Regions from separate parts of the Homo sapiens genome. Here all the other regions are linked to region 2. A link is a contact called in ENCODE Hi-C or POLR2A ChIA-PET data. All regions are on one chromosome and are shown on one strand. Each heading gives the region's core, a stretch centred on a gene start or an enhancer-like site at or near the end of the contact. The rest is flanking DNA. Distances are from core to core; before and after follow the strand shown.

What was found. A loop is a pair of places that touch in the nucleus more often than their neighbours do. ChIA-PET counts read pairs that join two places held with the same protein, here RNA polymerase II (POLR2A). Pooled maps may share reads with other maps.
Region 1: a loop to region 2 is called in a pooled map, with 2.5 times the contacts of the local background. The contact joins the enhancer-like site here to the promoter of WASHC2C in region 2. A Hi-C loop is called at or near these places in 1 of 50 pooled maps. POLR2A ChIA-PET finds 5 or more read pairs at or near these places in 3 of 52 experiments (activated B cell, activated CD4-positive, alpha-beta memory T cell and naive thymus-derived CD4-positive, alpha-beta T cell).
Region 3: a loop to region 2 is called in a pooled map, with 8 times the contacts of the local background. The contact joins the promoter of NCOA4 here to the promoter of WASHC2C in region 2. A Hi-C loop is called at or near these places in 2 of 37 single-sample maps with no recorded cell type and 8 of 50 pooled maps. POLR2A ChIA-PET finds 5 or more read pairs at or near these places in 1 of 52 experiments (MCF 10A).

What each region holds. Positions count from the first base shown.
Region 1 is chr10:45,432,735-45,437,116 of GRCh38, reverse strand. The region is part of intron 7 of ALOX5 (arachidonate 5-lipoxygenase); the gene reads right to left. Among named protein-coding and RNA genes, the nearest start is that of ALOX5, 61 kb to the right of the region's middle. RefSeq lists enhancers at 3,273-3,811, 3,812-4,351. Within about 2 kb of position 2,824, at least 3 of the 41 ENCODE cell types and tissues checked have a DNase peak (open chromatin) inside an H3K27ac peak, as active enhancers do.
Region 2 is chr10:45,725,728-45,730,319 of GRCh38, reverse strand. It overlaps WASHC2C (WASH complex subunit 2C), which reads right to left and starts at 3,054. Exons shown (of 31, transcript NM_001330074.2): 1 at 3,000-3,054; 2 at 2,781-2,903; 3 at 1,294-1,458. The coding sequence starts at 3,002. It overlaps LOC107984227 (RNA guanine-N7 methyltransferase activating subunit-like), which reads left to right and starts at 3,138. Exons shown (of 1, transcript NR_199876.1): 1 at 3,138-4,592. RefSeq lists enhancers at 2,338-3,082, 3,083-3,828 and a silencer at 3,314-3,363.
Region 3 is chr10:46,027,724-46,032,037 of GRCh38, reverse strand. It overlaps NCOA4 (nuclear receptor coactivator 4), which reads left to right and starts at 1,415. Exons shown (of 10, transcript NM_001145263.2): 1 at 1,415-1,512. It overlaps LOC105378287 (a long non-coding RNA gene), which reads right to left and starts at 1,263. Exons shown (of 3, transcript XR_945923.4): 1 at 1,171-1,263. RefSeq lists an enhancer at 1,370-1,439 and a silencer at 1,800-1,889.

The sequences.
Region 1 (4,382 bases), core at 1,575-4,074, 290 kb after region 2:
CCTCCCAAAGTGCTGGGATTACAGGCGTGAGCCACTGTGCCTGGCCTAAAAATCAGTAGCATTTCTATGCACCAACAATGTTCAGGTTCAGGCTGAGAACCATATCAGGAACGTGGTGATCTCAGTTACAATAGTCCCCCATACACAAAATAAAATACCAAAGAATGTATCCAGCCAAGGAGGTGAAAGAGCTCTACAGAGAGAACTATAAAACACTGATGAAAGAAATCATAGATGACACAAAAAAATGGAAAAACATCCCAGCTAATGGGTTGGAAGAAAGCAATCTACAGATACAACACAATTCCTATCAAATTATCAACATCATTTTTCACAGAATTAGAAAAAAAAATCCTAAAATTCATATGGAACCAAAAAATAGCCGAATAGCCAAAGCAATCCTAGGCAAAAATACAAAGCTGGAGGCATCACATTACCTGACTTCAAACTATACTACAAGACTACAGTAACAAAAACAGCATGGTATACTGGTACAAAAATAGGCACAGAGATCAATGGAACAGAACAGAGAACCCAGAAATAAAGCCATATACCTGCAACCAACTGATTTTTGACAAAATCAACAAAAATAAACAATAAGGAAAGGACATCCTATTCAATAAATAGTGTTGGAAAAACTGGCTACCTATATGCAGAAGAATGACGCTGGGCCCCTACCTCTCACCATATACAAAAATTACCTCTAGATGGATTACAGACTTAAATGTAAGACTTCAAACTTTAAACATTCTAGAAGAAAACCTAGGAAAAAATCTTATGGACATTTCCTAGGCAAAGAATTTATGACTAGACCTCAAAGGCATATGCAACAAAAACAAAAATTGACAAATGAGACTTAATCAAATTAAAGAGCTTCTGCACAGCAAAACAAACTATCAACAAAGTAAACAGACAACCTACAGAATGAGAGAAAATATTTGCAACTATGCATCCACAAACGACTAATACCCAGAATCTATGAGGAACTTAAGAAAAAACACCACCATTAAAAAGTGGGCAAAGGACAGGAACAGACACTTCTCAAAAGAAGACATACAAGTGGCCAACAAACATATGAAAAAATGCCCAACATCACTAATCATCAGAGAAATGCAAATTAAAACCACAAAGGGATACCAGTCAGAATGGCTATTATTAAAAAGTAAAAAAATGACAGATGTTGGCAGGATGCAGACAAAAGGGAATGCTTACACACTGTTGGTGGCAGTGTAAATTACTTCCATCCCTGTGGAAAGCAGTTTGGAGATTTTGCAAAGAACTGCAAATAGAATTACCAGTTGACCCAACAACCCCATTACTGTGTACCTACCCAAAGGAAAAGAAATTGTTTTACCAAAAGGACATAGGCACACATATGTTTATTGCAGCACTGTTCACAATATCAAAATCATGTAATCAACCTAGGTGCCCATCAATAGTGGCACCAGATAAAGAAAATGTGATACATGTACTCCAAGGAATACTACATAGCCATAAAAAAGAATGAAATCGTGTTCTTTGCAGCAACATGGATGCAGCTTAGGATTGGCACTTAAGCCATAATCTTAAGTGAATTAACCCAGAAACAGAAAATCGAATACTGCATGTTCTTATTTATAAGTGGGAGCTAAGCATTGTGTACACATGGGCATAAAAGTGGGAACAAAAGACACTGGGGACTCCAGGAAGGGGAGGGAGGGAGGAAAGGGTTGAAAAACTGGGTATTGGGTACTATGCTCAGTATTTGAGTGATGGGTTCAATAGAAGCCTAACCCCAGCATTATGCAATATAACCATGTAACAAACCTGCACATGTACCTGAATCTAAAATTTTATATATTAAAAAAAAAAAAACTGTTCTGACCAGTAAAAAAAGAGCTGAATGAGGATGGGCCCAGTGCTCTGCCTATTTCAGCCCATCACTCTCCCTTCTGCTTCTCTTCACCTCCCGGCCTGACCGGGCCTCACCTGCCCATCTCCTTGAGCTCTTGTACCACTGAGCTGGGCCTTCCCCAACCCATCCTTCACATCCTCCCACTCCTGTCCAGGATTTTGGCCTGCCATGGGATGCCAGAACTTGCCCTGAGCAATTTGTGTTTCTTAAATTTGTTTTTTGGGTAAGGAAGTAGCTTTGCGTTTCTGATTAGAAAAGAATATGTGCTTATCGTAAAAAGAAATCTGAGTCATGACAGGAGAGCCTGAGAAAGAAAACATCATCTCATCTTCCAGCGCCCAGGGATAACCACCAAATTCTGGGGAGCCTCCTTTCATAGGTCTTTGCATGTGTGCACATTTATCTGTCCAATTTTCCATCAACTGAATATGATTATAATCAACATCTGTCTCTTTGTTTTGCTCACCTGTCCCCCACTGGGCCATCACTGTGTTCCTACCTGGTGACACTGCGTCCTTGTGTCCCCATGCTGGCACAGTAGGCCTGCTGCATCCTTGCATTCATTTTACATAAGTGAGACCATGCCCATTGCCTTAGCAGTTTGAAGGAGCTATTTGTATACGACAGATATGTATCCTTTATCGGTCCCTTGTGTCTTGTTTTTCCACTGTTAACTCATTGTGGAGACCCCTCCAGGTCAGCTGGAAGGGAACCAAAGCATTCCTTTCAAAGACGCCTCAACATTTTATGGTGAGGACATGGAAGGGCTCACTCACTCAATCCTCTTCTGCCTTCAGACTGTTTTCAATTTTTTTCCCCATCACAAACTATGCTCCTGTTGCTACCCACACACATTTGTGCTTTCATTTCTGCTGAGTGGCTGCTAGCGAAGGCTGAGCCTTGGGGGTTTGGGTATGTTTTCGAGTAGACAGTGCCTGCCCTACTGTTCCTCAGACAGTTTCACTCTCCTGGTGCACACCTGTTCAGTGCTACTGGCTGTCAGAACACTTAAACAATAAAGTCCCCTCCAGTGCTCCTCCAATTGAGACGGGGCAGGGGCCTCCTCTTAGGGCACTGTAGCCCCCCAGCCCCGCAACAGGGCATGGAAATGAAGGAAAATCCCGAGTTCCTTGAAGGGAAGTTCCAGGCACCTAGCTAGCCCTGAGAAATAAATGAGCAACTTGACAAACAAGAGGGTAACAGCAGCCTAAAACAACAGCCAAGGAAGCCAGAGTCCTGGGCTGTTTGGTTCCCTCTGGAAACTAAAGAGAACCCCTGAACATGTGTCTCTGAGTTGTTTTTCAGAAACCCAGACCCCCACCAAACCGATCCACTGGCACAGAGACCTCAGATAAGACGGAACTGAGGACTGAACTCTGAGCAGGCTCTTTGTTCTAAATTTCTTCCTGGGGGGCCTGGGGGAAGTCCCGCCCACAAGCCACAGCTAACATTCCTTTCTGGTAACCCAAATTTTTAAATGAAACTTCTCTTCCTTAACCAATTTCAAAACAACAAATTTTTGAATCTACCTATGACCTGGAAGCCCACCCCCACTTCAAGATATCCCGCCCTTTTAGGCCAAAACCAATGTGTACCCTCCATGTATTGATTAATGATTTTGCCTGTTAACTTCTGCAATTCCTGAAATTCACTCTGCCTTTAAAAACCCTTACCTGCAAGCCATCAGGGAGTTCCGGTCTTAAGAGTGAGCTGCCCAATTCTCCTTTTTTGGTCCCCGCAATAAATGCCTTGTGTTCTCGTAGATTATATCCCAATCTCAGTGTTTGGTTTTGCTGCACTGGGCAAGCAGATCCCAGTCCAGCTCGGTAACACAACTGTCCTCGCCACGACAGCCTCAACCCCAGGACCCTCTGACCGCCCACTGCAACATGCACCTGGTACAGCAGGCGCTGTGGGATCTGCTCCGGTGCTGGCCGAAGCTCTGACCTTGCTCCGGTGCTGGCCGAAGCTCTGACCTTGGGCTGCCCAGGCCCACCAGTTATCCCGTGAACACTGCCAGGCTGCAACAACTCATGAGCAGAGCATGGGGCTCCGTCCTTGCTGGTGTCTGGGAGTTACCCCTTTGTTTTTCCAACCAGGCATGTCAGAAATGATATCTCATTGTTAACTTTCATTTGCATTTCTCTAACTACAGGTGAAGTTAGGAGTTTTTCCATATGCTGGTTGCCCATTTACATTTCTTCTTTTGTGAATTGCCTATTCATATTCTCTGCTCATTTTTCCACTGGAGTATTGGTATTTTCCCGTCAATGTAAAGGAGCTACCTGTGTATCATAGATAGGCATCTCTTAGCTGTCACTTCTGTTATGGTTACTCACCCTAATCTCTGTTTTGCTTTTTGGCTTTGTTTATGGTTTATCACTCAAGTTTTAAAACATTACATAATCAAATATGCTTAGCTTTCCCCTTATAACTTCTTGGTTTCCTTTTCCTTCTAAAAGTCTTCTGAGTGTCTGCGTAATTAGTT
Region 2 (4,592 bases), core at 1,805-4,304:
GCTGGAGTACAATGGCAGGATCTCGGCTCACCGCAACCTCCGCCTCCCAGGTTCAAGCGATTCTCCTGCCTCAGCCTTCCCAAGTAGCTGGGATTACAGGCATGCGCCACCATGCCCGGCTAATTTTGTATTTTTTTAGTAGAGACGGGGTTTCTCCATGTTGGTCAGGCTGGTCTCGAACTCCCAACCTCAGGTGATCCACCCGTCTTGGCCTCCCAAAGTGCTGGGATTACAGGCATGAGCCACCACGCCTGGCCGAATACTTGTTATTTTTCAAACTCATAAGTACTCCTTTGCTGTTAAAGGAAATAACTGGCAAAGAGATCTCTAACACCTTTATTAATGTCTTTATTTTATATATAGCTCTCCAAAAAAAGACAGGAAGTGGCATTTAACTTGAGCTATTAAAAAATGCACAAACATGCTGCACAAGTTGACTACATGGCATTCTCTTAACTATTCTAAATCTTGGGCTTTTTTAATAATTTTGTGATTCTGAAAATTTTATTACTTTATATCTAACAATCTCGGGAGATCGCTTACTTTAATAATCCTTTTTCCACAAATGAATGCTGATATTCAGAAAGTTGGGACACCCTATGAGAAACACAGGTCTGTTACCTAAGCTTCCTCTCCATCCTCATCTCTTAAGTCTCCACTCTGCTCCAGCCATACTTACTTCCTTTGTATGCTGGAATTATACTATTTGCCAAGGGAGAGGCTCTATCTAATTTACCTATGTATTCCTACCACCTAGAAGAAACAGTAAATAGACAGAAATCACACATAGATTTAAGCTCAGTAATCTGTTTACAGTTGATTCCATATTGTAAGTTCGGCCATCATAAACTTTAGTTGAGAATATTGCAAGCAGACATATATATCCCCTGAATATAATTTATCAGAACAGAATGACCCCAATCAACAACTGAAACCATATGCTGGTGTCCAGAGGGTCTAACCAGGTAAACAGCTGTCCTTACAGATCACGCCACAACAAAGGCAGTGTGAGTGCCACACAATTCAGCACAATTGCTGACTACTCTCAAAACGACAAAAGATGGAAGCACTGAAGTATAAGAAAATTTTATCATTAGACTTTTTTAGAGGCTTGGAAAAAAGGACTTAAAACTTTACAAATAAAAAAGAGGCGTTAATCCCAGAGAAAAAAGCTACAATTACCAAGAACCACACTTCCACCAAAATTTAGGAGGGAACCTAACAGTAAGTTATTTAAAATTACAATATCTCCTACTCCCAAAAAAGGAATTATAATATAACTAAATAACTCACATTCTCTATGAACTGGGTATTAGAGAGCATAAGGAAGTCATTGAAGACATTATGCAGGCGACAATCTGTGGCTTTGGTTTCCCGGATTAGTCCGTCCACTTGTTTCTTGATTTCATGGGTCCTAGAGATAGTTTGCTGTGAGAATTCCTGTAGAAACTGTAGTAGCTATTTTAAAAAATAAACATACAGTAGTATCAATGTTACATGTAACTATTCTGCATGTCACATCAAAAAAGAACCCATTTCCTTTCACCTTTGAGTGTTAGAATGTGAAAGAAATGCTTTTTTTTTTTTTTGAGAGAGAGTTTCACTCTGTTGCCTGGGCTGGAGTACAGTGGCGCCATCTCGGCTCACTGCACCTCCCGCGTTCAAGCGATTCTCCTGCCTCAGCCTCCCGAGTAGCTGGAATTACAGGTGCCCGCCACAACGCCCAACTAATTTTGTGTATTTTTAGTAGAGACGGGGTTTCACCATGTTGGCCAGGCTGGTCTCGAACTCCTGACCTCGTGATTCGCCCACCTCGGCCTCCCAAAGTGCTAGGATTACAGGTGTGAGCCACTGTGCCCGGCCGGAATGCTGGTTTGACAAGTACTAAAACCAAGTGACATTGGAAAACACTAAGAAAGCTCATCAAAAGAGTGGCAGTGAGCTAATGGACACCTATCTCGTTTCTGGAAAAATTTAAAATCCCTTTTTGGCACTGGGTATGGTGGCTCACGCTTGTAATCCAACACTTTGGGAGGCTGAGGCAGGGTTATCGCTAGAGTCCAGGAGTTGCAGACCAGTCTGGGCAACATAGCAAGACCCCCATCTCTACTAAAATTAAATAAATAAACAAATCAGACAGGTGTGGTGGACGCCTATAGTCCCAGCTACTCAGGACGCTGAGGTGAGAGGATCACCTGAACCCCAGAGGATTCAGTGAGCCAAGATCGAGCCACTTGCACTCCAGCCTGGGCGACAGGGCAAAACCCTGTCTCCTTTTAAAAGTCCTCTTTGGTTGTCAATCTACAGAGATCACAGACCAAGGGTTAGCTAATCAACCACCACTCTTATTCAAAAATCCTATTCATTTGGGACTCGAACAGTTCTGAGCTTTTTGGGCCCCCGATTTGAAGAATCCCATTAAAGGATATCCACATACTGGCTTGTTTCCCACCCCATTTAGTCCAGGTCCCAACAGGAATCGCCTCCCTAGTGCCCGAGCAATCCCTCAGTGTGGCGGAAACGGATCTCCCCTCCGGATGGAGCTGAGCCAGAAACCCCATGAAGGGAACGTCGCGTCTGGGCCACGGTCAGGGTCTGCCCCTCTCCCTGGTGGCCGGGGACTGCCAGGGTGGCATTCTCGGGGGCTAAACGGGGCGTGTGTTCCTAAGAGGGCAGGCAACGGGACGGGCCAGGTGCAGGGGCAGTCGCGGTCCGGCCCTCCTGCGCGCAAGCCAAGCGTCACCCCTGCCGCTCTCGCGTCCCCGGGGCCCGCCTCTCACGCCCGCGTCGGCCGCCAGCGACCAGCTCTGGCTGCTCCTGCGGATCTCCTCCACCGACCACGGCCGCTCCCACACGGGCTCCGACGCCGGCACCAGCTCCTGGTCGGGGGTCGTCCGGTTCATCTGCAGCGAAAAAAACGAGAAGAGAGGCTGAGCCTGAGGGCGGCAGGGACGGCGGCCCCAGCCCAGGCCGGCCCCTCTCCGGCCCGCCGCCCTCACCATCCCAGCCGCCCGGCTCGGTGGGCTCCGAGGCTGCCAGCACAGGCCGAGGACCGCAGAGCCCCGGAAGCCTAGCCCCAGCCAAGCTGCCCGGGGCGTGACCGGCCTCACGTGACCTGATGTCACGTGACAGAACCCGCACGTGATCCGACCTGCGATGCTGAGGGGAGGAAGCTGCGGAAGTGGACTGGGACTGGAGTTTGGGGTTCTACCCTAGGTTGGGGCGGAGGAAGCTGGAGGATAGGGGCTGACGCCAGGAACGCTGCAGAGGCGGGTTGGGCGGGGGGCGCTGCCGCCCAAGGCCCGAGGCAGCGGCGCGGGATCGGCCAAAGCACCGGCCGCCAGTTCGGCGGGTCTGGAGAGAGGGGACCTCAAGCAGCCAGTGGAGCAACCAGCCTGGGAGCCTTCGACGTAGGCGCTGTGGGCGAAGGAAAAGGCCTGGCCTGCTGCCTCTTCTCTTGCAGCAAAATCCGCTGCTGTGAAGGAGCTGGTAGGCGGACGCTCTGTAGATAAGAGAATCCCTGATCTGCCTGGGCATCATCTTGCTCTTTATGACCTGCTTGGCTGCCACTGTGTAGGGCCTGCTTAAAGTCCTTTGCACTCTCAGCATTCCCCTCAAGTTCAAGGACAAGCTTCTCATTATGGCAGGCATAAAACTCTTTATAATTCGTCCTCCACTCTCCCAGCTCAGGGCTCCAGCTGTTGTCTCACACTTCCTTGAAGTTCCCTCTGCTGAGTCGCCCTTGTGCCTGACCAACTTACTTACTAAAATAAAAATCCCAATTTCTTTCCAGTCATGTGTGCCCAAGGGCGAGTTATTTAACTTTTCTGAGCTTTCCTCAGTAAAACGAAGCTACATATCTTGCAAGGATGTGATATTAAAGTTATGATATTGTAAAACAGGTGCCACGGTGCTTGGCCTAGGGTGAGCCTTCAACCTAGAACATACCACTGTCCCCATGCACCTTGCTCACACACCCAATCCCAGACTTTTCTTTTGTAGTCACCTCAGTTATCACCTCATTAAATAACCTGATTACCCCAAGTACAGCTTAAGTGACTTAAGTTATTTTCTATGGCTAGCGGAAGGGTCTCCGCTACATTGGAGAGCTGGGGTGGTCTGGAGTTCCACGGTGTGGTGGGCCAGAGGCCACCTCTCCTGCGGTCTCTTAGTGTCTCGCTGGCGGGGTTCGGCCCGAGCTAGATAGACACAGCCCTTGGCGGATTTAAACAACCTAAACATTAAACAATACAGCTGCCTCAAATCTTTGGGAATTTCAGAATGACTGACACTGCCAAAGCTGTTCCAAATTTTGAAGAGATGTTTGCTAGTAGATTCACAGAAGATGACGAGGAGTATCAGGAATACTTGAAACGCCCTCCTGAGTCCTCTCCAATTGTTGAGGAATGGAATAGCAGAGCTGGTGGGAACCAAAGAAACAGAGACAATCGGTTGCAAGATAGCAGACAGTTCAGAGGCAGGGACGGCAGATGGGGGTGGCCAAGTGACAATCGATCCAATCAGTGGCGTGGACAATCCTGCGGTAACAATTACCCGCAACACAGACAAGAACCTTACTATCCCGACCAATA
Region 3 (4,314 bases), core at 166-2,665, 300 kb before region 2:
AGTGGTCTGAGTTACATTTTGAGTTACACAAAGTCTCATTCCAGGGGCTGCATCTGAATTGAGAGGGAATGGGGGACAGGAGAGTTAAGGGCTCCTTCTGCCTGAGGTCATGTTCTAGGCTGACTTCCTCATGGGACTTTTGTGGGCTTCTCTCTCCACAGCTCCCCTTCCACTCACAGCCTATGACTGTTATCTTAGCTTCTGCATCGTAATCTATGTCTCCTATTGTTTTCTAATGAGGTTGCCTTGCCCCTTGTAGCAGAGTCACTCTTGGATGAGATCCATAAAACCCTGCTATGATCACCTCCTTTGCTGCGGAATGTGGGGAAGCAGTTGGCAACTGAGTATGGAGGACCTCTGTCAAAACTGAGACAGAAAGAAGTGCTATTTAACATCTAGTCACAAGTAAATAATGTGGGTTATAATCTGGGCTGTAGGCTGGACGTGGTGGCTCATGCTTGTAATCCTAGATCAGGTGGGAGGATCGCTTGTGCCCAGGACTTTGAGACCAGTCTGGGTAACACAGCAAGACCCTGTCTCTACAAAAAAATTTAAAAACCGGGCATCATGGCGCATGTCTGTAATCCCAGCTACTCAGCAGGTTGAGGCAGGAGAATCGCTTGAACACAGGAGGCAGAGGTTACAGCAAGCCGAGATTGCGCCACTGCGCCTGAGCGACAGAGTCAGACCCTGTCTCAAAGAAAAAAGAAAAGAAAAAAAGAATCTGGGTTCTGCCATTTATTTATTTACTCAATTTTTTTTTTTTTTTTTTTTGAGACGGAGTCTTGCTCTGTCGCCCGGGCTGGAGTGCAGTGGAGCGATCTCGGCTCACTGCAACCTCTGCCTCCCAGGTTCAGGCAGTTCTGCCTCAGCCTCCCGAATAGCTGAGGCTATACGCGCGAGCCACCACGCCTGGCTAATTTTTTTGTATTTTTAGTAGAGAAGGAGTTTCACCGTGTTAGCCAGGATGCTCTCCATCTTCCGACCTCGTGATTCGCCCGCCTCGGCCCCCAACGTGCTGGGATTACAGGCGTGAGCCACTGCTCCCGGCCTATTAACTCAATCCTTAGAAAAACAAATGTGGCAAAGGTGGAATCATACAACATATGGCCTTTTGTGTCTTACGATATTCATTTTTGCATCTGAATGTTCAAACTAAATAATATCTACCTTGTGAGGCCATCTGAATCACTTAGGATGGTCCTTGGCACCAAATTTGCCTTCAAAAAAGCATTTGCTTCATTTAATTTCGATTTATTCACGAAGGACTAAAGGACACTGCAAGGGCGGGGAGGGAGTGTGCGCCTGCGCTCTGCGCCTCCTAGAGGGCAGTCAAGGGCTTCTGGCTGACCCGAGCGGAGATCTCGCGAGACTGTCAGACGTATGGCGAGAGGTGTGGGAGGAAGATTGTGTTGTCGCGAGAACTCTGCCTTTGGGCCGTAGGTTAGTGTGGGGCCGTGTCTCAGTCCACCCAAGGTCTCCTCGGATCGCCTGGAGAGGCACTCGGACCTGGTAAGAACGCTGTGGGCCGGGTGGAGGCTCGATGACCGCTGGCCCGCTGGGCCCGGGCTTGTCCGCCCCTTCCCGACCCGACCGACACCGGGACCGGTCTGCCTTCTCCTTCCCTTCCCTCCCCTCCACACGCCAGGCCCGGGCACCTCTTCCTGCCTGCCCGCCGGGCCCGGGCCTGTCTTCTCCCCTTCCGGCCACACGCCGGGCCCGGGCCTACGTTCTCGCCTTCCCGCCACACGCCGGGCCCGGGCTTGTCTTTTCCTCCCCGACCCTCCTCGTGCCCGGCCGTGGGCCTGTCCTTTCCTCCCCGACCCTCCTCACACCCGGCTCGGACACCTCCTGCTCCCCGCCGGCCTTCCCCTCTCTTTAGGTGTGACAGCTCCAAGTTTCCTGTTTCTCTCGCCTCTTGCTTGGATGTGGGGCGAGGCGAGGTCTGTTTTGCCGGACGGGCACAGAACATAATCCATTTCTAGCTTGTCAGGTGGAAATGCAAAGAAGATATTGGGTTTTTTTGGCCCTCTGTGTGCCAAACACATACTGTCACATTTAATTCTCCCAATAATCCCGAAAAGTAGCTTGATTATCTCTGTTTTACAGCTGAGAAGAGTAAGGCTTGCTCATTCATTGGTTCATTCCACCAGCAATCATTTATTTGGTGCCTGTATGTTCAGGATGTTGAGGATAGCAATGAAAAAAATGGACACCTAATTCTCATGGAACTAAATTCTTGTTGTGGGGAAAACAATAATCATAATCTTACGTGGCACGGGATTTAACATGGAATGATGCCATCAAGAATGGCAGAAGTAGAATGACAGAAGTCAGAGTGCTGAATTTATCTGACCCCAAAGGCAGAGCTTTTTTACTTTTAACTGTGCCTTTTTGTGTCACTTTCTAATCAGGGTCGGGTTCACCACAGTAATTGCCTTTTGGATGGACTTAGCTTTCCACCACGCACTTGGTAATTTGGAACTAAGTTTATAGAGACTCTTGAGTTACTTATTGGAATGAGGATGGCACAGGAAGTCATAGTTGGCCCATTTTTATACCGAGATCCTAGTGTGACATTTCCAAACTTTAAAGTACTTGAGACCGTTTGAGAAAGACTTACCCTAAGGATGCAGTGGCTTAGGCAATTTACTTGGTTTTCTCATTTGAAGATTTGCTAGCTTGCAGATTTGTTCAGATAAGTAAATGAGATTATGTATGTAAAGTCCAGCACAATAACGTTCCTTTCATTTTCTCCTTTCCTGCCTTCCAGGGAGCCTTTGTCCTTGGGTCTCTAAGGAAAATCCTACTCTTTGAAAGTTTTGTGGTAGTTTTTATCTAAATAAATCTCTACAATTACATTATTACCTTTGTGCAAACAGGCATTTCGGAAATGGAAAAACATGTTGAGCTATGGAAGGGGAGGAAGATGTCCTTCTCAAAGGGAGAGAAGATATTTTAGAACTACATAGTACCCCTCACCCCCCCCTTTTTTTTTTTTTTATTAAATCAGTATAGCTGTGCCAGAATCTCAGGATCCGGTGTAGGGGTTTCATAAAACTCCATAGGATATCCTGACACATATCCCTCCCCCGGTTGAGAGTCCCTAAGTTAGTGTTTTATAATACTTTCCCTCACATAGTGTTAGCATTCAGAGCCAGTCATTGCTGCTGCTGATGGACTTTGAACTCAGTCTCTTATTTCAAAGAATTAGTATTTTCTGCTTGGTTGGTGAATCTATGACACGAGTTCTCCTCTAGGTGGCAAGCTCACCATTGTGTTCTCAGGGACTATCACAGTAGTGTCAGTTTAGGTACTCAATAAATAGTTGTTGGATGAATACATAATACCTTAATACTTAATGATTCCTTCAACATACCAGGTGTGGTTAGGGACTTTGGACTCAGATCTGGGATTAAATCTTGGCTCTTCTACTTGGGAGTTTGTGACTGTAGGTAATATATTTAACCTTGTCAAGTCTGCTTTTTTTTTTTTTTTAATTAATGGTGATGATAATAGCCACTTTAATGAGGGCTAATTGAGATAGTGAGTTTTTTAAAAAAAGGCTCGGCACATAGTAGACTAGATGTAAATACTTACTGAATTCATTTACTCAGTAATTAATTGTTGAACACCTACTATACAACAGTGAACAAAAAGACAAAGTCCCCGCCATGTGGAACTTACCTTCTAGTATGTTTTCTGAAGGGAGATCAGAAAATAAATGGTTGCTACGTGCCAGACTGTGGTTAGTACTATGGAGAGTAATAAAGCATATTAAGGGGGATTGGAGGCAAGACTTTTAAAAATAAAAGATGGTGAGGAATGGCCTCAATGAGAAGATGACCTCTGAGCAGACACCTGAAGGAAGTGAAGGCCTGGGCTCGAGGATACCTGGAGGAAAGCGCAAGGGCCCTGAGGCAGAAGCATCCTTGTTAAGCTAAAGGAGCAGCAGGAGGAGAAGAGTAAGGGTAGAGGGGAAGAGTAGGTAGCAGTCATGAGGTTTCTGCAAGAGTCCTGGAGAGAGATGATGGTAATGAAATTGATGAACTTTATGTCTTTCTTTGTTATATCCTGTTCTTTGACTAAAAGTAATAAAAATAGGTAATACTTCTATAGCTCTTAATGTGCATCAGGCACTATTTTAAGTGCTTTACATATATTAGTCATCAGATCTTTCCAAGAAAGTATACCTAGCCTCAGAAAATGAAGATTTGTCACTCTTTAGGATATACAGTGGAATGTGCTGCTGGTTCAGAGAGCACTTTCTCAAGCAGTACTGAAATCAGCAGTGAATTCACTGCCTCTGTTCAC